Regions from separate parts of the Homo sapiens genome. Here regions 1 and 2 are each linked to region 3. A link is a loop called in an ENCODE intact Hi-C map of the cell type or tissue named here. Cell type or tissue: heart right ventricle. All regions are shown on one strand.

Region 1 (8,000 bases), 220 kb before region 3:
TCTACACACACCGTCGGTAGCTTCCTCATGCCTGTATTAATTAGTATTCAACCGAGTGCCCAAGGGTTATCGAGTACTGTGAACTAACTACAGCTGCCTTGGTTTCTCCAGATTCTCAGCTTTGTGTCTTCAATTCAGGGAGACCACCATTCCTGTGCTGGGGCTTGAAAACTCTCTCAGCAGGAAGTGCAGTCAGTCATAGGGCCCACCTCATTAGTTACCTATCTCTAAGAGATTACTGTTCTTAATTGCCTGGTGGCCCAATGCCTTGAGAGTCTTCACTTCCTATATTTTGTCTTTTTTAAAAAATTGTTTCAGGCATGAGGGCAAAACTAGTCCCTGCCTGCTACTGCACCTTGGCTGGAAAAGGAAGGGTTTTTTTTTTTTTCTTTCTTGTAAAGCTTTAAATTATTTGAAAAGTGTTATATGACGAATCTCTCCTGACTTATCTCCTATTTAATGTTTTATATGTGGATTTTCTTAAAGGTTAGCAAATTTTAGAAATCATCCTGAGTAGAACAAGGTCTTTTGATGCAACCTGAAACATACAACTTACTTGTTCCAAAAGTTACTTTGTAAGTAATTTTGGAAAACATCAAGCTATTTGTTTACTCATACTATCTTTATTATTCTTTAAAAGCTCTCTCCTTCAAAACTTCATCATGAGAGTTAATAAATTTTTGAAGATGAGAGATACTGCATACAAAGCTCTTAGCATCATGCCTGGCACAAAACAGTTTTAAAATTTCTAAGCATACATATTTACAGAAATTAAATAACTTGCTTAAAGCAAGCTATGAGTTGTTGAAGAAAGCAAGGTGTGACTGTTAGAATCTAAGAGGAATATTAAAGGAATCTAAGAGGAATAAGCTCCTTAAGGTTCTTCTAACTATTAGAAAATTATAACTCATAATGTGACCTTAATTTATGTTTTGCAGGCAGAAGCAACAAATTACCCACCTGCATGAGAGGATAAGGGATAATGAATTACGGGCTCAACATGCCATGTTAGGACATTATGTAAATTGTGAGGATTCTTATGTGGCTAGTTTGCAGGTAAGATTACAGAGGATTTTGTAGCTGTTTTAGTAGTAAAGCTTGTGTTAATAATATACTTACCTTGTAATATAAGGACATTTTAAATCAACTTAATAATGTATTCACATGATTTATATTTATTTATATGTGTGGCAAAGAGTGTCCAACTACAGCCTTCCATCTGTCCAGATTGCACACCCCTCTCCACACACATACAGGAACTACTGTTGTCAGTTTCTGGTGTATCCCTTCCAGAGTTGATGCATATCACAAGCAGATATAAGTGTGTTTTATCCTTCTTCTGCATTTAAAAAAATATAAGAATATGTACATTATCTGGCACCTTGCTTTTTTTTAAATGTTATATACAATTATATAACACACAGTGATTATTTCTCTATCATTACCTAGATAACACCCCTTTCCCTTGCTTTTGCAGTTACACGATCTTCTGTTTTATGGAGATAGCATAATTTATTCTACCTGCCCCCTACTCATCAAAATTTGAGTTGTTTTCAGTTTAGGGTTATTGTAAATGATGCTGTAAAGAATAACCTTTTATAAATACTGTTTTGCTCATATGCAGATATTCTTGTAAGTTACATTTCCAGAAGTGAAATTTCTAGGTATTGAGTTTGTGATTTTTACTGATACTGTCAAATTGCTCTTTAGGAGAGCAGTGTATAAGAACTCTCACCGTCCCACTCCCCAACTCCCAGCCATGCTAACAGAGTGTGTTATTAAACTTGGATTTTTGCCCTTCTAGTAGGTCTATATAAAAGAAAGGGGAGATTTATCTCCTTATGGTCATATGGTTTTAATATGTATTTCTCTTAAGAGTGATGTTATATTTCTTTTTATAAATTTAAGGGCCCATTCACATTTCTTTTCATATCCTTTGATCATTTTTTATGTTAGGTTGTAGGTTTTTGCTTATTGTTTTTTGGAGCCCTGTATATATAAAGGAAATTAGCTTTTTGTCTATAATTTAATTTGAAAATAAATTTTCCAATTTTGTCTCAATATTTTGTTTATATTATTATTTCCTTTTCCTCTATGTAATTTTTTCTACAATGAGGTCTGATTCTAATGAGTATTTTATAAATGAATCTCACCTTTACAAATGAGCCTATTTAACCAAACAGTGACATAACATCCACTGTGTTAAATTCTGATGTCACAAAAGTGAAAAATAGTTCCTGCTTTCATGGATCTCAAAACTTACAGAGGGAGAGACCATATAGGAAAACAAGTTTGTCTATTCCTTCTAAATTTATTTGTATTCACTGTAGGTAAGACAGTGTCTACGCCATATGAATAGAAATGTAAATGAGGTTAATTTTGCCCATAAGGAGAGTATAGTCTAATTGGAACACAGATATAGAGTCTATGAGGCCCGTTAACAAAATTTATATGACTGGAATGGCTACTTTCCTTAATTATTACTCAGTTTTAAAAAGAGCTTCCTTTAAAACTTGTTTGCATGTTTATTTTTATATAAACTTTATATTGGTTTATTTCCCAAAGAAAAAGACTGTTGGCGTACTTATTGGGATCTAAAGTGAGGCCTGATAACTTTGTGGTGGTATATACTTCTATTTGTGGATGTTGTTATTGTTGTTCTCTTCATTACGGCCTTTATTCCTAGATTTTAAGTTAAGTGGAATTGTTTCCTTCATCATATCTTCAAATGTGATATTTATAAATACTAGAGACATTGGTATATTAAAATCAGGAAATATTGATGAGAAAATAACTATCAGATTTTCTTGAGGCCAGAGGCATTTAACATAGAGACTCCAACTTGCCTTTTATACTTTAGTTATGAATACATCATGTTATAATTTGGTCTCATCTTGGACTTCTGTCACATGATAGCAAGGCTTTATAATGAGTACTGAGAATAATGTACAGTTATTTGAAAATGGTATTTCTATACTATGGAAGTAGTGTATCTTGCTTTGGTAACAGCATTTTAGTAGAATTGTTCAATTTCTCTTTAACATTCTGTCATTCGGAATAAAGGCTTTAATTATATAATTATCATATTATCGAAAGCATGTAAAAAATAGGTATCTGAAGGATGAAGCAAATGTTCTTTTGACACAGCATCAGGCCAGTAGAGGGCTCTCCAAGCCAGCGTGCAAGGACAAATAAAAATATTAGTATTTGGAAGGATATGTAAAAGGGGTTGTTAAAAATATTAGTAGGATTTTGAAGTATGTGAGGAATTGAAATATTATTGAGAAATCTGATTTTAAAAGATGAGAGCAATTTGTAAAAGAGAATACAAGGAAAATCTTAATACTAAATGGGTATGATAAATATATAAGATAAACTTCTATCAATGGATAGATACAGAGAGCCAATAAAATGGTGAGGGTTAGAAGAAACAGCAGATAGAGTAATAAAATATTTCTTTAGCGAAGGATTTTTTTAACTTTGGATCTTTGAATGATGTAATTTTTTATGCATAGCATTTTGTATAGGTACATTTTTCTGATCCATAACATATTCATCCTAATTCTATAGACACTAGACAAAGAAAATTATGCTTTTAATAATAATTATTGAAATTAATGTGTATTCTAGAGTAAATAAGTCAGTAAAATAAAAGTAACATTTTTAAATGAATTTATAGATGGAAAACATACTCTTAATAAGTAACTTCTATTTTCTTATTAAAAATTTGACTAACCTTACAATTAAGATGACCTTAGAAGTAGATATCACTCAGTCTCATAGGTAGAGAATGAGAACCATGTCTTTATTCTAAAATCCAAACTTTCTGGATAGTTCTAATGGTAGATTGGTAGAGCCAAGGAATAGTTTGTATTTCCATTTATACCTAAATTTCCATCTGTGGTTAACAGGACTTTGTGGAATAAACCAAATATGAAGGACCCTTTTTCTTTACTTAAATTGGAGAAGAAAGAGGTCTCTTCTTTCTGTATATATGTGTACCTTGGAAAGATCAACCAAATAATAGTTACTATTATTAAGTTTCATTGTTGCATCATTTCTTTTCTTTCCATTTTATTCTTTTTCTTTCCATTTATATCATTTTTTTCTATTTTTTCTTCAATTGGTTTGTTTCCACCACCAAGTCTGTACTAATGAACATTTAATAAAATGAATCCCACCTTTGCAAATGAGCCTCCTCAACAAAACATTAAACATCTAATGTGTTAAATTCTGGGAACACAAAAGCAAAGAATGGTTTCTGCCTTTATGGAACTTAAACCCTACAGAGAGAGTATACCAAAAAATATATTTATCCATTTCCTTAAAAATTGTTTATCTTAACTATGGATAAGGTTCCATTTATGCTGTAGCAATAGAAATGTGAATGAAGCTGGTTTTGCCCTCAAGGAATGTGTAGTCTAATGGAGAACACAGACAAGAGATAGTTGCAGTGTGTTGATTCGCACAGGGTTTATGTATGAAGTGCTGTGGGAACCCCAGCTATGAACATAGAAGCTAATCTTCCAAAAGCCTGGCCAGGCTTCCTGTAGGAAGTGATAATCTAGTTTGAGAACCTGATGAACTAAATGAATTGAGCCAGGTGAAGGGGGTGAAGGAATAGTGTTTTGAGGCATAGTGTATGGCATATGGAGAAGCTTAAAGGAATGATGAGAAATATAATGCATTTGGAAAACTACAAATTATTCTGTGTGGATGAAATGTAATGTGAGAGAAAGGTAGTGGTAGATATGTGGTTGAAGAGGTAAGCAAGGGCCGAGTGATATCAATGACCTGAGGTGTAAAGGTTTGCTTAGGGCTGGCCCAGTTTATGCCTGCTGTGCTTATAAATTTATTAATAGTGCCATCTTTCACCTCCAAAGTATCCTAGTTTGGTTACTCTGATGGCATAATAGAGATTGGATTTAAGGTAGATGTTATTGGAGGCAGGGAAACCAGTCAGGAAGCTGTCTCAATAGTCCAAAAGTTATGTGAACATTTGAATTTTATCTGTAGTGGTCAGAATGAGAAGAAGACTGTTGATTAAACATCTGTATGACCAAGCCATGGTAAAATGGGCCAGATTTAATGACATATTTAATGTGGTGAGAGAATGATTGCCTAATTTCATACAGCAACAATTGATTGGTTTATAGAGATTACTATGTTAAGGATCTGTTTAGAGGAGAAAAATAGTGAGTTAAACTTACACATTGTAAATTTGGGGTTGAGTGAAGAATGAGGGTAATATTTGTGGGTGCAGGTCTGAGCCAGAGATAAGAGATTTAGGTGTTGTCAGTCTAGGTGGGTGGTTATTAAAGCCTTGGGCATGATCAGGTATTCCAAGGGAGGATTTGTGCAATGAGAGGAAAATGGGATCCAGAACTAGAAACAGGAAACAGCAGCATTTTAGAAGGTAGCAGAAGAGCACAACTTGTGAAGGAGCCTGAGGGAGTTGTTCTAGAAAGGAAAGCAAGCAAGTGTTTTTCCATAGAAAGGGAACCGTTGTATAAAAGTCAGAGAAGGCAGATAAAGGTTGAAAAGATGTTACTAAATGTAGAAATTAAAACATCTGACCTCAGATTTTTGTTTTTCTATATGATTAAGTTCACATAGAGTTTCAACTACAGCTTGTCTTGCTACAAAACACATTTCTATGGTGCAAATTTGCTCATACACAATTGGTAAATAGGAGAATGATGTCTGCTTAGTTTTCTAGATTGGTTCATAAGTGCTTTCCCCCACCAACTCCCCAGGCAAGGGGAGTTAGAATATGGTGAATAAAATTAAAATATTTGGCCAGCAAAGCAAAAGGCTTAGGGTTACCTACTACATTAGCAGAAGCTTTTTCCAACTTACATAAGAAAATTGTAAAAGAGTACCTGCCCTTTGGGTGCTCTTCCTTGAGAAGTGCACTTCCTTCTTTATAGACTTTCAGTTCACGCCAGGTTATGCTCCCTCCTACTCCACCTGCACGGCAAGCCCTATATCACAGAGTCCACCTATATCATCTGAACACTCACCAGACCTCTAATTAAAGTACCGCCAGCATTTTGACTGTGTGTGTATGTGGTTTTAAAATATCACTGTGACCACCTGTTCAGACTGTCCAAGTTATCTCCTGAGTCACTGTTTTTGTTAGTGCACTAGTTAAAATTGCATCAGTTTGAATTGAGTGTTTTTAATCCTATTCGTTCCATACGCCCTATTATTTTTAGTGCATGATTTTCCAGGAATGTCTATATTGCATTATAGTAGAAGCACCTGTGTTAACTTTTTAAAAATTTATTAACTTTACTTTTTAGAGCAGTTTTACATTTACTACAAAATTGAATGGGAAGTACCAAGATCTCCCATATCCTCCATATCTTCACACGTGCTCAACCTCCCCCACTATCAATGTTTTGTACCTTAGGGTACATTATTTATAATTAGTGAACCTATATTGACACACCATTAACACTCAAAAACCAATAGTTTATATTAGGATCACTCCTGGTGTTGTGCAATCTAAGGGTTTTGACAAATTAGTAATGACATGTATCCACCATTATCGTATCATGCAGAGTAGTTTCACTGCCCTAGAAATTTTCTGTGCTCTGCCTGTTCAACCCATTGGACCCCTAGCAACCACTGAACTTGTTATGGTCTCTATAGTTTTGCCTTTCCCAGAATGTTATGTAATTGGAATCATATAGTACATACTATTCAAACCATTTCTTTTTAAACTGGCTTCTTTCACTTAGTAGTATGCATTTAAGTTTCCTCTATATCTTTTCATGGCTTGATAGTTCATTTTTCTTTATTACTGAATAATGTTCCGCTTTCTGGGTATATCACAGTTTAGTGCATGATTTTCCAGTGGTTTTCCAGGAATGCATATATTTGTATTATAGTAGAAGCATCTGTGTTAACTTTTTTTTTTTTTTTTTTTTTTTTTTTTTGAGTACAGTGACGTGATCTTGGCTCACTGCAACCTCCGCCTCCTGGGTTCAAGCAATTCTCCTGCCTCAGCCTCCTGAGTAGCTGGGATTACAGGCGCGTGTCACCACACACAGCTAATTTTTGTATTTTTATTAGAGACGGGGTTTCAACATGTTGGCCAGGCTGGTCTTGAACTCCTGACTTCATGATCTGCCTGCCTTAGTCCCGCCAAAGTGCTGGGATTACAGGTGTGAGCCACCGCGCCTGGCCCCACCTGTGATAACTTTTTGAAAATTTATGAATTTTATTTTTTAGAGCAGTTTTAGGCTGACTACAAAATTAAATGGGAAGTACCAAGATTTCCCATATCCTCCATATCCCCACACATGCACAGCCTTCACCTACTGAAGGGCATCTTGATAATTTCCAAGTTTTGGCAATTATGAGTAAAGCCGCTGTAGTGATATAGGAAAAACCAAAGATGCATTTTTCCCACTCTACTCTCCACTCAGCACAGTACTTCTGCACCACATGTATGGTATTTGTTTCCCTACACACCAGGCAGTCAGTTCTGCATATTCTTCAGCAGACACCATCTGGGTGTCTGTCTTCTAATTTAATCCTGACACTGTATGTGTAGAGATAGCGTCAGAACCCACAGACTGAGGACTCACTACCACAAGACTGCCCTCCACTTCAGATGCCAATTTCAAGTCCCAAATGCTTCTTACCAACTGGCTATAAATCAGAGTTCACATAACTCCCTCCCTGGGTTTGATTAACTTGCTGAAACTCAGAAGCTTTTTACTTACACTTAACCCATTTGTTATAAAGGATATTAGAAAAGATACAGATGAACAGCCAGATTGAAGAGATGCATAGGGGAAGGTATGAGATAAGGAATGTGGAGATCCCATGCCATCTCCAGGGGTGCCACCCTTCAGGAGGGAACTTCCACATATTCAGCTGTCTAGAAGTTCTGTAGACCTAGTATTATTATTTTTTTTTAAATGTAAGCTTCATTATGTAGGTATGATTTTTTTTTTTCTTTTTTTGAGACAGAGTCTCCCTCTGTT
Region 2 (8,000 bases), 340 kb before region 3:
TGTCTACTTTTTCAATTAAAGCCTTTACCCTATTTATCATAGTTGTTTTAAATTCCTGGTCTAGTAATTCCAATATCCCTGCCGTGTTTGAGTCTAGTCCTGAAGCTTGCTCTATTTCTTCAAACTATTTTTTTTTTGTCTTACAGTATGCCTTGTACTTTTTATTTTTATTTTTTGAAAGCTGATCGTGATATACTGGGTAAAAGAAACTGGTGAGCAGACCTTTAGTAATGTGGTGGTAAGGTGTGTGGGGAGGGGAAGTGTCCTACGATTTGGCCTCAGTGTTTTAGTGAGCCGGTGCCCCTGGGTTGTAACTTCACAGATGCTTCTCAGTTTTTTTCTGTTTTTACTAACTTGAGTGGGACAGGATGGCTACAGGGAGCTTTAGTTGGGTATTTCCCTTTAACCACCCGGAAGACTAGAATTGACTGGAGTTGGTTATTTCTCTTCCCCAAGGTAAGTTAGGCTCTGTTAAAACTACAAAGAGTTTAGGCTCTGGTTAAATAGTTTCTCCTGAGGGCAGACCTTATTAAGAATAGAATGTTCTGGTATATTTCAAAATGGACCCTTTTATCTTCCCTTTTCTGGAGTCATGAGGGGATTTTTCTCTGATACTTACTGTGAGAACCAGGTCAAACTCCTGGAAGTAAAACTCGTAAAAGTCTGGTAGTCTCCCTATGACGGGGTCGTTTTGGAATTTTTAACTCTCAGACTTCTTCATACTCAGCCTCCAGCAATTAATACAATTCAAGTTTTCCCACCTAGGTGCTGTGTCCCACACAAGTTTCAAGCTCTAATAAGTATTCTATGCATTTGCCATGTTGCTCTCTTCTGTTTTGGGAGCAGCTGTTTGCACTGTGACCTCAGTTCTCTTTGGGATCTAAGAAGAGTTGTTGCTTTTTCACTTTGTTCAGCTTTTTACTTGTTAGATAATGACTTTCAGGCTTCTCACATGCTGGCCTGAAAACCAGGTCTTAATCACTGTAATGTTGACCAGTTTTTCATATGCTTATTTTCCCACTTGTCTGTTTTCTTTTTTCTTCAGTGAAATGTCTCTTCATGCCTTTTACCTGTGTTTTAATTGTATTGTTTCCTTTTTTTTTTTTTTTTTTTTGAGATGGAGTCTTGCTCTGTTGTCCAGGCAGGAGTGCGGTGGCGGGATTTTGTCTCACTGTAACCTCTGCCTCCCAGGTTCAAGTGATTCTCCTGCCTCAGCCTCCTGAGTAGCTGGGATTACAGGCACCCACCACCATGCCTGGCTAATTTTTCTATTTTTAGTAGAGATGGGGTTTCACCTTTTGGCCAGGTTGTTCTTGAACTCCTGGCCTCAAGTGATCCACCCACCTTGGCCTCTCAAACTGCTGGGATTACAGGCATGAGCCACTGTGCCCAGAAGTTTTCTTCTTTACTGTTGAGTTTGAGAGTTCTTTATATATTTTAGATACTACTCTGTTTGATACATTGTTTGCAAATATTTTCTTGCACTCTGTATCTTGTCTTTTTATCCTTTTGTAACACCCAAGGTTCTGTGCCTAGCCACGCCAAAGAATTGGTGTGGAGGCTGACTGCGGCGAGTGACAGAGACTTGGACTGAGAGAGAGAGTGAGCTGTAGGTTTTATTGAGCAGAGTGAAAGTACAAAGCTTCTACAGTGTGGAAGGGGTCCCAAATGGGTTGCCACTGCTAGCTTGGGTGATTGCCTTTTAAACTCTTTAAGGCGGGAGATACGTGAGGCGGGAAGAATGTTACAGGAGCAAGAAACAAAGGCAGTAAATTATTTTGTGACATGCCTTAGATTTTGAGAAAATCTGAAATTGCGACTTATGCTTACTCGTTTTGTGGCCTTGGAGCTGTACAGCAAGAAAAAGAGGATCTTATAGAACTTAACGAACTATGTTCATAAGGAATTGGGAGGATAGATAAGGTCCGCTGATCACAGAAAAATGGGCAGTTAATCTTTTCTTTAACTCTGGTTTTGGCAGGGGAGGAGTGGGGCATACAGGAAAACTTACAGCTAAAATTCTCGCTGTTTATAGCTTTCTTGGGAAGAAAACATATAAGCAAATCCTGGTGTTAGGAATATTTTAAGCATATATCCTCAGTATTATTTATCCAGAACTGAAGTAAGTCCTGATGCAGGAAATGAGTGAGTTTTACAGCTTTCCAAGCCCCTACTCAACCCAGGAAGCTCAGCTGGCATCACCTCTCAGTCCCCCCTCTAAACAGGACACCCCAACTGCTGTTGGGAACTGGGCGATGACTGCTCTAGCTACTTCCTGCTGGTTAGGGGCGACGATGGGGCCCTGCTGTTGTATTGTCCTCCAGAGGGGAACTTTCTAGGCCAGTTAAGAGACCAGTGGGCTGATCCTGGGGTCCTCGGTAGAAGCTTGAGTTAAATTCATTTGAGGTTCCATTTGTAAGGCCATTTGTAGCTTGATGGCCTTTATCCTAGAGGAAATAAATTTGACAAGGAGGTTAAAAATACAGGGACCGAAGGCGAGTGATAGCAAGATGGCTGTTACAGGGCCTAGAAAGGGGAGAAGCCAAGGTACTCATTGGTTAAATATACTCCAGGGTCCTGAGAGTTGGAGTTCACTCTTTCTACGTTCTCTTCATTCCCTTAGCTCCTGGACTTTTTCGGCAATAATTCCTGACTGGTTGACAAAGTAGCAACATTCTTCTCCTAAGAAGAGGCAGGTTCTTCTTCTTTTAGCTGTTAGTAAGTCTAGGGCCCTTCGTTTTTGGAGGGCCACCCCAGTCAGAGAATTAAGCTGGCTTTGTAGGGTCATCAGGGAATTGGCAACCCATTCCATATCATCATTTAATTCTTGTGATATTTTATAATAGAATTGGGTGAAGGAGGTTATACCTCCAATTCCTGTCCCAAGCCCACCCAGTATTCTGGCTCCTACCATAAAAGGGAGAATAGGCGCTCGGGCGTGGCGGGACTGGGGTATAAGGAGACTTTCCAACTCTTGTTCGGTATAAATGGACATGGGGGTGCTAGAAATGAGAGAAAGCATAACTCTTTTGGGGTGCCCTTTAGACATCAATAAGCTATGTTAGCACGGATGAAAAAGATGTCTGGAGTTAGACAGGTGAAACCTGAGGTCACTGGTATCCAGGATTGACTTTGGGAGATGTTTCTATTGGGAGTCATGCTAAAATTTATACATGTGAGATTTGAGGCCTGTGTGGCTGGCAGATTGGTGACTGGGGAGCCAATTATCCCGGTGGTGTTTAGGACTGAGGTGGATAGGTTCCAATGTCCTGGGACAGGGACTACTGGGACATGTGGTTGGAAACGCAAGGGAAGACACATCCAGTAGTTAGTTGGATTGTTAGGAGAGGCCTCCTGCATTCCTGTGAATGTGGTGTTAAATAGACTCTAGAGATGGGAATGAGAGTCAAGAGTCTTTTGTAACCCGGAAAGGTCTAGTTTCTTATATGGACTTGGAGTGTTAGATGGTTGGATCAAGTTTTTAATTACTTGTTGGACATGTTGTTTTTGGCTTTATCCTGGACACCTCTCTCATCAGTTATACCCACATGGGTGTAATATGTCCAACATTGGGTAGTCCCTAGGGCATCGGGACAGTTGGACTGGGTCATTTGTCCTTGGTGATATGTATGGCCATTGTGGGAGCAGAGAGAAGCAGCACTATAACATTCCTTTCTCATATAGGTGTGGGTAGTAAACCCTGATTTAGTTTTAAACAATATCCTTTCGAAGTAGACTACATCAGTGTTTCTGGGAAGGGGAGGAGAGTATGCACTAGAGAAGCAAGTGCAGTTGGGGAGGGATGAAGAGGTGGCAGAAAGAATACTTAGGAGAGTTAAAAGAAGCTTAGGAGATCCTTATAAAGGGAGTCATGGTGCTCTGTAGGTGGAGCGGTAGTAGAAAGGAGGAGGGAAGAAGGAGTAAATTGTTAAAAGGAAGGACGATAGAAAAAAGGTTGATGTGGTCAGGATTTTTGTCCTGGCAGGAGCTACAGTATATAATCCTACTGCAAAGGGTATGGTTAGTATACTGTTTAATATGATGAAACAGTATAAGGACTCCATTAAAGAGAGCAAGGAGAGATGTCAAAGATCCATGTAGGCTTTCTGCTTATCCTCTATTAGGTAGAGATGAGTTTTTCTTCTTTAGGATTAACTGCAGGAGTCTTTTTAGCCTGGGATGCTTCCTTCCGAAATAGGAGAAGCAGGGCCTCAAGTGGGTCACAGGTGTATCAAGGCTGGTCTGGCTGATCTTCAGACTCCTGAGCTGATAGTCCTGTAAGTTCCTCAAGGGGTGTCCAAGGTTTAACTCGGGTGTGGTGAATCCAGGATTCCACTCCTGCCACCTTAACCTCAGTGGGGATAGAGAGGATTACTGAGTATGGTCCCTCCCACAAGGGATCCATAGATGGGAAGGTAGAGGGGAGGGACTTGACCACTACTAGATCTTCTGGTTGGAACAGCTCTATCCCTTTTCTCCTGTCATACCCTTTGGGTAAAGTTTTAAGGTTTTGTTGATACTTTGCTAGAGAAGTTATTATATCTTTGACCAAATTGGCCGTTTCCTGATTGAGCAGGAGGTCATTTGTGAGAAAAGGCCATCCATACAGCATTTCATATGGACTGAGCCCCCTTTGATTTTGGATCAAATTTCCAGGGGAATTTCGGATTCTTAACAAGGCCATGGGCAAGAGAGTGGCCATGGGAGATACTTTCTCAAATGCCTCTTTAGTGTTTCATTTGCCTTTTCGACTTTCCCTGAGGATTGTGGTCTCCAGGCACAGTGAAGGTGATATTGTATTCCTAGTGCCTTGGAAATTCCTTGAGTTATTGTAGCTTTAAAAGCTGGACCATTGTTGCTCTGTAAGCTTTGGGGGAAGTCCGAATATAGGAATTATTTCATGAAGTAAGATTTTAACTACTTCTTGGGCCTTCTCTGTTGTGCAGGGGAAGGCTTCCACCCACTTTGTAAAGGTATCAACATAGACCAACAAGTATTGAAATCCTCTTGACTTAGGCATGTGGGTGAAGTTTAACTGCCAGTCCTCTACAGGATAGTGCCCTATTCTTTGTTCCCCCAGAGGGGCCTTATGATGGACCAAGGGATTATTTCTTTGGCACATCTCCCAGGCCTTGACTACCTGCCGCATAGTTTGGAGAAGGTTTGGCCCTGTAAATAGGGATTTGGCCATCTTACGGGTACTTTCAAAACCTGTATGAAAGGTTTGTTGGAGGGTCTTAAGTATTTTCCACTGGCTGGCTTCAGGTATGAGCACCTTTCCCTCTTCTGTCGCTAACCACCCTGAGGGGAGAAAACTATGCCCCCATGAGAGTCCCCATTCTGTTTCGCTTGGGGAATACTGGGGCTTAACCTCCTGGAGGGGGTTGCTCCATACTAAGGGTCCTTCCATGGGCACTTCTAAAGGGAAGTCCTGCTTAGCAGCAGTTTTGGCCTCAGCATCTCCTCGGCAGTTTCCTTCTGCTGCTTCTCCTTCATCTTTTTGATGACCCCGGCAGTGTAAGACTGCCGCCTTCTTGGGTTTCTGCACTGCGTGCAGTAATTTCATGATTTCCTTGTGGTACTTAATGGGTGTCCCCTGAGAGGTTATAAACTCCCTCTCTTTCCATATTGCAGCATGGGCATGTAGAACTAGATAAGCATATCTGCTATCTGTATACACATTTATTCTTTTTCCTTCTCCCAGTTCTAAGGCTCAGGTAAGTGCCACGAGTTCTGCTAACTGGGTGCTGGTCCCTGGGGGAAGAGGCTTACTCTCAAGTACTGTTGCATTGCTAACTATGGCATAGCCTGCCCTTTGTACCTAAATGAACTTCTATCAGTATACAGGTTAAGGTCAGGGTTAGTTAAAGGAACTTCTAAGAGATCCTCCCAGGCGGCATAAGTCTGGGCAATAATTTGGTGGCAGTTATGCTCAATTGGCTCCCCATCCTCTGGGAGAAAAGTGGCAGAGTTGAGGGCTGCACATGTGCATATTTGAAACACTGATCCTTCAAGGATTAGTGCCTGGTATTTGAGTAGGTGGTTATCTGAGAGCCACAAACTTCCTTTAGCATTTAATATGCCACTTACATCATGAGTAGTCCAGACAGTGAGATCCTTTCCTTGTATTATTTTGATAGTCTCTGATACTAAGATGGCCGCTGCTGCAACCACCCATAAACAGTGAGGCCAGCCTTTTGCTACTACATTAGTTTCCTTACTTAGGTATGCCCCTGGTTGTAGGGCTATCCCACGGGTCTGACTTAGAACTCCAAGAGCTATTCCTGGTCTCTCTGTGACATATAAAGATAAATTTTGTCCCGTGGGAAGGCTTAGGGCTGGAGCATGTACTAGGGTCTGTTATAAAGTTTTGAAGGCTGTTTCCGCCTCTGATTCCCATTCTACTAGATGAGTTATTTGCCCTCTGGGTCTCCTTTATCAGAATATAGAGTGGCTTGGCCTTCTCACTGTATCCAGGGATTCACAGTTGGCAAAAGCCGGCGATTCCAAGGAATCCCTGCAACTGTTTCAATGTCTTAGGGCGAGGATAAGCCAGTATAGGCTCAATTTGTTCTTTGCTGAGGGCCCTAGTTCTTTCGGCTAGGTTTAAGCCTAGATATTTAATTTGTTGTTGGCAGAGCTGGGCCTCTGACTTAAATACCTTGTACCCTCGATTAGCTAGAAAATTCAAGAGATCTAGAGTAGTCTGTTGATGTGAGGCTTCCAAACTGGTAGCCCAAAGTAAGTCATCTGCGTATTGGAGGACTAGAGTGCCTGGACTTGAGAATTGGCCTAGGTCTTGGGCCAGTGCCTGACCAAACAGATGAGGGCTATCCCTAAACCCCTGGGGCAGGACCATCCACGAAAGTCGGGATGTGTGGTCTGTAGGATCCTCAAAGGCAAAGAGGAACTGGGAGTCAGTGTGCTGGGGAATGCAGGAGAAGGCATCCTTGAGGTCCAGAACAGTGAACCGTTCTGCTTCCTCTGGTATCTGAGAGAGCGGGGCTTAGGGGTTGGGTACAGCAGCATATAAAGGAATTACTGCCTCATTGATGATTCTGAGGTCTTGCACTGGTCTCCACTGACCATTTGGTTTTTGTACTCGTAGGATTGGGGTGTTGCAGGGACTGTCCCATTTTCTCACTAAGCCTTGAGCTTTTAAATGCCTAATAATATCCTCTGGTCCTTTATGAGCTTCAGGCCATAGGGGATATTGCCTTTGATAAGGAAAAGTGGTGGGGTCTTTTAGCCTAATTTGAACTGGACAGGCATTTTTTGCCCTACCGAATTGTCCTTCCATTGCCCAGACTTCAGGGTCGATTCCCTCCTCAAGTAAGGGACAACAAATGGGTAATTTGTCCCCCGTATTCGTGTAGTTAATAGCTCCAGCTTTGGATAATATGTCCCTCCTTAATAAGGGTGTGGGACTTTCAGGCATGATAAGAAAGACGTGAAAAGAGCAAGGTCTCCCAGTTGCAGCTGAGGAGGTGGGAGAAATACCTGGTTACAGGCTGTCCTAGGATTCCTTGGATGGTAATGGATCTTGAGGATAACTGTCTAGGGCAGGAGATTAACACTGAGAAGACCGTGCTGGTGTCCAGGAGGAAATCGATTTCCTGGTTCTTAATGGTTGAGCTTACCCGGGGCTCTGTGAGGGTGATATGAGCTGGCGCTTGCCCCAGGCACCCTCAGTCCTCTTGCTGAATCATCTGGCTGGGGGCTTCTGGCCCAGAGAGCCTTCATCATCTGGGGCAGCATGCCTTCCAATGGTTTCCTTGGCATATTGGACGTGGGCAAGGGGGCAGTTTGTTTTTTGTTGGACAATCTTTTTTAAAGTGTCTTTGCAAACCACAGTGATCACAAGCCCTACCAGGTGATTGTCCTGCTCCATTTTTTGTCCTTTCTGAACCTCCAATGTTTGCTTGTCTGAGAGCCATGACCAAGGCTGCGGTCTTTCTCTTATCTTGCTTTTCCCTTTTGGCCTGTTCCTCTCGGTCCAT
Region 3 (8,000 bases):
TCTTTCAACCAACTGCTGATCAGAAAATGTTTAAATCTAACCTGTGACCTGGAAGCCTCTGCTTTGAGTTGTCTGGCCTTTCCAGATCAAATCAATGTAAATCTTACATATATTGATTGATGTATTATGTCTCCCTAAAATGTATAAAAAGCAAGCTGTTCCCCAACCTCCTTGGGCACATATTGTCACCACATCCTGAGGCTGTGTCACGGGTGCACCCTTAACCTTGCCAAAATAAATTTTCCAAATTGATTGAGACCTATCTCAGATACTTGGGCTCACAGGGGTTAACTGGGCTTTCTCTATTATTTCTTAAAAGTGCACGTGAATCTACAAGTATATTCATAGTTTAATTTTTAAAAAGGCAATAGAAATAAATTTTAACTAGAAGAAATGACTACTATGTTGGATCAATCCCTGCTTTAAGAAAATTTATCTTTCAAATAGTAACAAAATGTATGTGTATTTTGCCATACCAAAAAAAAAAAAAACCCAAATCATTGCTGTATGAAATAAAAATATCCATTACAATTCTAAATTAGTGAATACAGTAATTTAATTTTCAGATAACACAGCCTCCCTTCTGATGGCATAATGAGGGGTTACTACATGGTTTCCTCTTCAGCGAAGTTACTTATCCTCAATGAATAGTAATATACAAATGACAGGAGGAGAGGATAGATTGCCGAGAATTAGCGTATCAGCCCTCTCATTTCCTGATGTGTGTAAGTTTGAGGAACCCCAGGTTTAACCCCACATCAGTGGAAGTGTGGGAAAGGACAGACCCAGACAGGAACAGGCACTGTTCGAGTACACTGTTATCAAAGACAGTGGTTCTCAAACTCAGAGGGCATCAGACTGCCAGGGGGAACATGTTACCAACCAGACTCCCCCAGACACATCTCCAGATATTGACTCTGTGGCTTAGGGGTGTGGCCCAAAAATCTGCATTTTTATCAAGCACCCCAGTGAAACCAGATTTTCGAGAACACTGCTCTCAGGCATGCTGGGAGCTGGCCTGGGTCTGAACTGCCCAAGCAGTGACTGCAGCCCTCAGCAGAACAACAGATTTTGGTTATCTTCCCTTAAGGAAGATTAAAGGGATTCTCCTAGTTCAGGAGCTTATAAAGCAAATTACAAGATTAATTGCTAAGAACTGAGTTCACACCAAGTAATGGACTAGATGTGGATGCTTAACTGAAGAGGAGAGAAGAATATTGGTGGCCACTCTGCTGTGAGGATGAACCCATAGCCAGGTGTTCCCCAGAGCTCTGGAAAATGACTGGGTGTGTGAGGAGGGGGATTTTGAAGGAAGCTGGTCTTCCCAGCACTGGTTAGGAGCAGCACGAGAGGAATATATTGTGATCTTGCTTTTTACCCTTATGAGGACCAAGGTAGCTTGGGAAGCAGCTTGTTCCATACAGACGAAACAAACTGCAAACAATAAACATTGCCTAGTCCTAGATACTTTCTTTAAGCTCTCGGTTTTGCCACTGTATTGGGCAAAAGGCTCCATATAAAATAGGAACTTGTTGGGGGAATGGAGAGATGATAGCTAGAGGGTACAAACTTTCAGTTATAAAATGAGTAAGTTCTGGAGACCTAACATACAGCATGGTGATGATAGTTAGTGGTAACCTGTACTTGAAATTTGCGAAGGAAGTAGATCTTAAGTATTCTCACCACACACACACACAAACACACACACACACACACACACACACACAGAAAAAAGGTAACTATGTGAGGTGATGGATATAATTAGCTTGATTGTGGTGAACATTTCACAATGTATACATACATCCAAAAATCATGTTGTACATCTTAAATACTGTATATAGTACAATTTTTATTCCTCAGTTATACCTCAATAAAGCTGGAGGAAAAATAGGAACTTTATTCCTGTCTGCTGTCACAGCCACTTTCTCAACTTGTACCATCTCTCAGATCTGTTTCTGATCCTCCTAGCTACTAACTAGCTTCGTTTGTAACTTCTTTTTCACCCGTGTCTGCCCTTCTGCATCGGTTTCTTGGCTATGACTTTTGCTTCTCTCAGTAGTAATCCTGATTATTCACTTCAGCTGCTTTGCCCTGATCATATCAAGTACATGCTCTTTTTAGCTTATTGTTGCTCCAGGAACGTCTACACCCTGTTTCATCTGGATGAAGATGCTCTGCCTACCAAGGTGCCCCATCATCTGGCCACCCCCGAGTGCTGCGGATGGTGGCTGTAATACCACTGGTGAGGAACTTGGCTAGAAGTGGCCAGAGTAGTGTCTCTTTTCTTCTGCCTCTTCTTCTTTCAGCTATCCAAGTTTGGTCTTATCTGCTTGGACATTCCATATTTGGTCTGTTTCACACTGGGTCATAGTCCCTGTTGACTCTTGTCTTACAGGACTTGTTAAGGAATGGCAAGTGGTATCTTCTCATATGTCAATTCTAATTGATTGTTATTGGCAGCAGTGAGTGTGGTGTTAAGAGGAGTAGGATCTGACCTCAGTGTGCCATAATCAATTAGTCATGCCTCCCTAGGGCAAAGATGCGGGTAGAGTTTTGCATTCTGAGAGGCTGACATCTTTGGACTGGACAGTTTCTTCTTTTCTTCAGGGCTGATGCATTCACTGCAAGTGCCTCACATGATCTCTTTGCATTCCTTTACTCAAACCCCAATCTTTTAGTAAAAAAACTATTTCTAGTGCATTAGCATTTTCCATTCATATTTGCTATAAAAAAATCTGCAAAGCAGAAACTGCAGGAATTGTGTCTTTTCTCCAAAGAGAACATACTCTGCCAAGGCCTTTCGCAGAATCCATTTTGCAGCTGTAGTCTGGGAATTGTACAACTCTTCCTAGGTTCGTATTGGAAAAAGAGTAGCTTCTGGGCTGAATGCTATCAGGAAAGCTGTCCCCAGTATTCAAAAGCTCTTTCCTTTATGGCTGTTTCTTATCTTTTCCTATCAATTGTCCATAGTTACTGATCTCATAGGACAAAATGTCTCTGTCTTATAGCTGAAATGTGAATACCTAAATCATGGAGGTTAGCACACCCAGTTACATTACTATTCCCTACACAAAATCAGGGCATTTCACATCCAGGCATTCCTACCCATGTTCATTGTTTCCTACAAAGTATCATCTTCACAAAGGAGCACTCACTCAACTTACCTTGTAGTGGAAGAGAAACAATCCACAGAACAGGCTGTACAAGTCTGCTGTGAGCAAGGAGAGGTTGACTGAAGTGGCACTGGTTTTCTTTATGACGACTGGCATAAAGCTGTAGAGACCAAACATGCAGGCACTAAAGCCAACGTAGAGCAGTCCTGGGGGAAGAGTAAAGAGAAGGCAGCGTCAGGGCCTCCTCCAGGGCATCTTCAGCATCCACAGCAGGAAAGAAGGGGAAGAGTGCACACCACTTGTCACTCACACAAGGCAGTTTCTCTTTTCCCCTATTCACTGATGTTTATTATTGGATAACACAGTACAAAAATTAAACTAGATTAAAAAAAATTAAGTGTGAAAAATGAACTTTCTGCTTCTTATTGCATTGCTGACATTTTGCTTCTTCTGGGAAGGAGTGCCTCTTAGTGGCGATAGTCAGAACACAGAATCAAGGTTTTTGAATTCTCCCAATTGTGCTGTAATCAGCTTTTGCTACTCATCTATTTTGAAACTTTTTTTTACCTCTTAGTTTTTAATTTGAGTAATAGCAACAAAACTGCTTGCTATCATGTATTGCCCACAATGATGAATAACTACGTAGTCTTTAAAGTTGAAGAGCTTGCATGTCAAAGAGACCTGGACTTAGAATACTGAATTAGAATCTTGACTGTGTGGCCTTGGGTGGACGAATTCATTGCTGGGAATACATGATGATCTGTCAGTCTCCTCCAGATTTCTGAATTCTGTTCTGCTCTACCCAAAACACACAGAATCCTGCCCTTCCATCACATGTCCTGGCATACTGTGAACTCTCACATGTGGGCTTTCATGACCTTAAAATACTATGTGGCCAATCTCTCATCCTCAAATCTCTCTCTTTCTCTGTAATTATGCCTAGACATGGGTACTCTGTTTTGCAGGGTCCCAAGCAGGAGTTTACAGCTAAATCTATACTTTCCCCAAATGTTGATACAATGCAAATGTAAAAAAAAAATAATGCTCTTTTCTCCACCTTGAAAGAATAAGGCATAGGATAAGCATAAGTGCTAAAATTCAGTGTCTGCCTTGGTATTACAACATAATAAAAATAACCTTTCCAAAGGAATCCTTGATTAAATGTATCTGGTGTGGGCTGTGGGCAGATTTGCTTCCTCTGACTTAGGGATTTTGGGGAGTTTGGTAGGTACCGAATATCTGGTCTTTCTGACTATGAAGACCAGGGATTCATCCAAAGATAAATTGGGTTTACCCATATGAAAAGTGCTTAAGGGCACAAATCATCGTTCCATATGAAAGCCACATCAGATCTACAAAAAAATTATTCTGAACATAAGTAAGTAAACTCAGTACAACAGCCCCCTCTAGCGTGGTAGAAGTGCCCTCAGAGGAAGGGGGAACAACCACTTTCCTATTTCGGAAAGGTAAAAGTCCTACGTGTAGATTCTATCGCAGTAATATTAGTTTGGTTTTTAATTCTCTATCAGAAGCTTGAATTCTCTAAAAACGGACCGTTTTTCTGCATGTGGGTTTCATGCTCCCTGTAGTGCATTTTCCTTTTAACCAAACTACTAAAAATGCAATAAGTATTACATAACTTATGACTAATACATGAAAAGACATAAAAATTAATTTGGTACTCCTTAAAGAAATCTGTGATTAACAGACTAGGGACAAGATCAATCCTCAAATTAATCCACTAAAAATAATAAAACTTGATCGGAACACAATCTAGGCACCAGAGCCTTGTTTCCGTTTTTCTTTTGTTTTTTGAAGGTGTCACTGATTTAAATACCATGACTGGGTTAGAAAGTTCCAGAATAATACCCTTCCATCATTTTGCGTGGACTTTGACTTGTGGGCTCTGTTGGTATATTCACTCATTTATTCAACTATTATTCTCTGAGTACTAACCATGCCCTGAGCACTCTGCTGTGGGCTAGGAACAATGAAAAACAGGATAGACAAGAAGCTTAGAGTTGCTATTAATGCTATGCAGAAAGACAAGTGTTTCTTAAAGAGAATGTCAGGAGCTTGCTTTAGACAGGGTGGTGAGGTAGGGCTACTTTGTGGAGGTGGCATTTACCTCGAGTGCTGAAGGACCAAAAGGAGATTGCCAGGAGAGGAGCCAAGGAAACCTGCACATGAAAAGTTCCTGAAAGGGACAGGGCCTCAAGTGTCCCAGATGCTGACCAAGGCCACAATGGCTGAGCAGAATGAAGAGAACGGGCAGAGGAAGCTGGAAAATTGGGAAGGGAATGGATTATGCCAGACCTTGCAGGTCTCAGAAAGGAATGTGTATCTTATTCTAGTTGTACGAGGAAGCCATTGAGGAGTTTGCGGCAGCTGACTAAAAGAATCTGATCTACATTTTCAAAAGGTGATTTTGGCTACTCTGTGGAGAAGGGATTGGAAGGAGAAAAGCATGGGACCAGTTACAGAGACCAGTTAGAATGGCGGTGTCACAATCCCGGCAAGAGAGGCTGGTAGCTTGCTTGGTTTTGCTCGAAACGGCAGTGGAGAAGGGAAGTGGTCTGTGAAGACTCAAGAAGCCCTGGTGATAGACTGATGTAGGTGGTGAGGGAAAGGAGAGCATGGAGGATGCCCAGGGGTTCTGGCTAATTTAGAAACTAGGTGAACTGTGACGCCATATACTGAGATGGAGGGAGCTAAAAGAGGACCAGATTTTCAGGAGAAATAAAATGCTCCATTTTGAATGTGTTGTTTTCGACGCTTATGCATTATCCAAAAGGATCTGTCCAGTAGGGAGCTGGATATATAATTGGAGGACTCAGAGAAGTGGTGAGATTTTACAAGCCCAGTTGGTGAGCAAAGGAGAGTAGGGAAATAAATACATGGCACTTTGCTAACCAGGCTACCTTATGATGCTTCCAGCTAAAATATTCTCAACCTATTTTTAAATGTTGCAGAAATTAGAGGTAGGGGGACAGGAGTGGAATATATACACTATCACAATTGACAACTAGGTCAACCGATGTTTTTGCATGTGAATATACTGTTTCCCAAGCAAAGCATAGCCAGCCTAGTTAACACATGATTAAATTGAGAGTTGGAATGCAGTATCGTTGCCCTTCCTTGGCTGTTCTTAGATGGACATTAGATAGTTAATGGACATTAACAATGCCTCTGAAAGTCCAACTTGCTGTCCAGGTAGGGTTTTCAATTGATCAGCATGATCATACAAATGAACTGAATTACTTTTTGACTGACAACTACAAAATGGCTGCAGTAACTACATTTATAACAGAGTATGTGTATAAACATTTCCTCTTGGAATGTTCTCTCTCTCACTAAGGATAGAATTTGATCACTCTTGTCCTTATGCACTAAAGTGATTTAAGCTACAGAGATGGGAAATACTATTATCAGCTAATATGGATTGAGCACTCACTATGTGTCATGTACTTTATGTACAGTAATTAATCTCCACAACAGTGTAATGCTGATAACTATTGCTATCCTCTTTATACAGGTTAGGAAATAGGCTTATAGAGTCAAGAAACACAGTCCATACTGGGTTAAATAGAGGATATGTTATATGGAGTACAAGTTACAAAGGTGTTCAAATGGGTGATGGGGAAACAGGGATGGTGAGACAACCTGAAGATTAGCAATACCAGGGAGTTACTCACAACCCAAGAGCTAGGGAAATACAAGAGGGAGGCCACATTACCTGAGATCAGAAGTTAGGGAAGCCCAGCAGGGGTAGAATCACAGAGGAGACTCAGCCACATCTAGAGGAGATCTGACCCCAAACAGAGGGACACAGAGAGAAACAATGGTTTCTTTCTTTCTTTCTCCCACCTCCAATCTCCCTCTACTGCCTCCCATTGGCCAAAACTGACTGGAATCCAGTTGACAAGGGAGGCTGGGATGTGGATTTGCATAAGCAGAGCAGAGGAAAGGGTAAAAGATGGATCTGTGAGTAAACAGGCAACAGACCAGCTTACAGGGGTTAAGTAACTTGCCCTTAGGTCACATAGGCAGCCTGACTTTAAATTCTGAATACATAACACTCATCTATATTGTTTAATTATTATAAAGAGAAATAAGGCTTTGAAGGAACATCCTATTTGACTCCTATCAATACCTCAGTTAATATTTTATATATATATATATATAGAGAGAGAGAGAGAGAGAGAGAGAGAGAGTTACTATATATATATAAAGTATGTGTCTGTATATGCTACATATATTTGATTTCGTCTTTTTCTTTGGGATTTCAGTTGTGTTCTTTCTCTTTATTTTGAACATACCAGAGTTTTAAAATATTATTTGTAATTCTTAAAAACAATAGCTAGGTTAGATGACTTCTCAGAACATATGCATTAGGTTAAGTGTATAAAGGGCACTGGGCTGGCTTTGCTCAGATATGTAATGCTCGTCAAGTCACCTCAACTCCCTAGGCCTCAGATTCAACATGGGTAAAAAGAAAGGTGTATTGTTTTTTTTTTTTTGGGACAGACTCTTGCTCTGTTTCCAGGCTGGAGTGCAGTTGCGTGATCCCGACTCGCTGCAACCTCCGCCTCCTGGGTTCAAGTGATCCTCAGCCTCCTGAGTAGCTGGGACTACAGGCATGCACCACCACACCCAGGTAATTTTTGTATTTTTAGTAGAGGCACGGTTTCACCATGTTGGCCAGGCTGGTCTTGAACCCCTGGCTTCAAGTGATCCGCCCGCCTCAGCCTCCCAAAATGCTGGGATTACAGGTGTGAGCCACTGCACCTGGCCAGGAAAGGTGTATTCTTAATTATCCTTTAGGTCTTTTCCTGCTCTGTAGTCCCATTATTCCATATTCAGGGAGAGGCCAAATCTTTCTTTTGT

The links. A loop is a pair of places that touch in the nucleus more often than their neighbours do. Peaks named below come from ENCODE experiments on the same cell type or tissue, not always from the same donor. Only the 100,000 strongest peaks of a DNase experiment are listed, where the experiment ranks them.
Region 1: a loop joins it to region 3, with 7 times the contacts of the local background. A loop is called at or near these places in 73 of 110 quality-filtered maps.
Region 2: a loop joins it to region 3, with 4 times the contacts of the local background. A loop is called at or near these places in 63 of 110 quality-filtered maps.

The regions. Positions count from the first base shown.
Region 1 is chr6:118,504,354-118,512,353 of GRCh38, reverse strand. It overlaps CEP85L (centrosomal protein 85L), which reads left to right. Exons shown (of 13, transcript NM_001042475.3): 5 at 939-1,056. Among named protein-coding and RNA genes, the nearest start is that of PLN, 40 kb to the left of the region's middle. In heart right ventricle, a CTCF peak has its summit at 3,158 (motif pointing right); a DNase peak (open chromatin) is centred at 3,166; H3K4me3 peaks cover 1,490 bases; H3K27ac peaks cover 7,736 bases.
Region 2 is chr6:118,620,313-118,628,312 of GRCh38, reverse strand. All of the region lies in intron 2 of CEP85L (centrosomal protein 85L), which reads left to right. Among named protein-coding and RNA genes, the nearest start is that of CEP85L, 27 kb to the left of the region's middle. In heart right ventricle, no CTCF peak of the experiment used is centred here; no DNase peak of the experiment used is centred here; H3K27ac peaks cover 533 bases.
Region 3 is chr6:118,280,503-118,288,502 of GRCh38, reverse strand. SLC35F1 (solute carrier family 35 member F1) reads right to left here. Exons shown (of 8, transcript NM_001029858.4): 7 at 3,165-3,319. Among named protein-coding and RNA genes, the nearest start is that of PLN, 260 kb to the left of the region's middle. In heart right ventricle, CTCF peaks have their summits at 2,169, 3,374, 3,574, 4,530 and 1 weaker place; a DNase peak (open chromatin) is centred at 4,521; H3K4me3 peaks cover 4,107 bases; H3K27ac peaks cover 4,183 bases.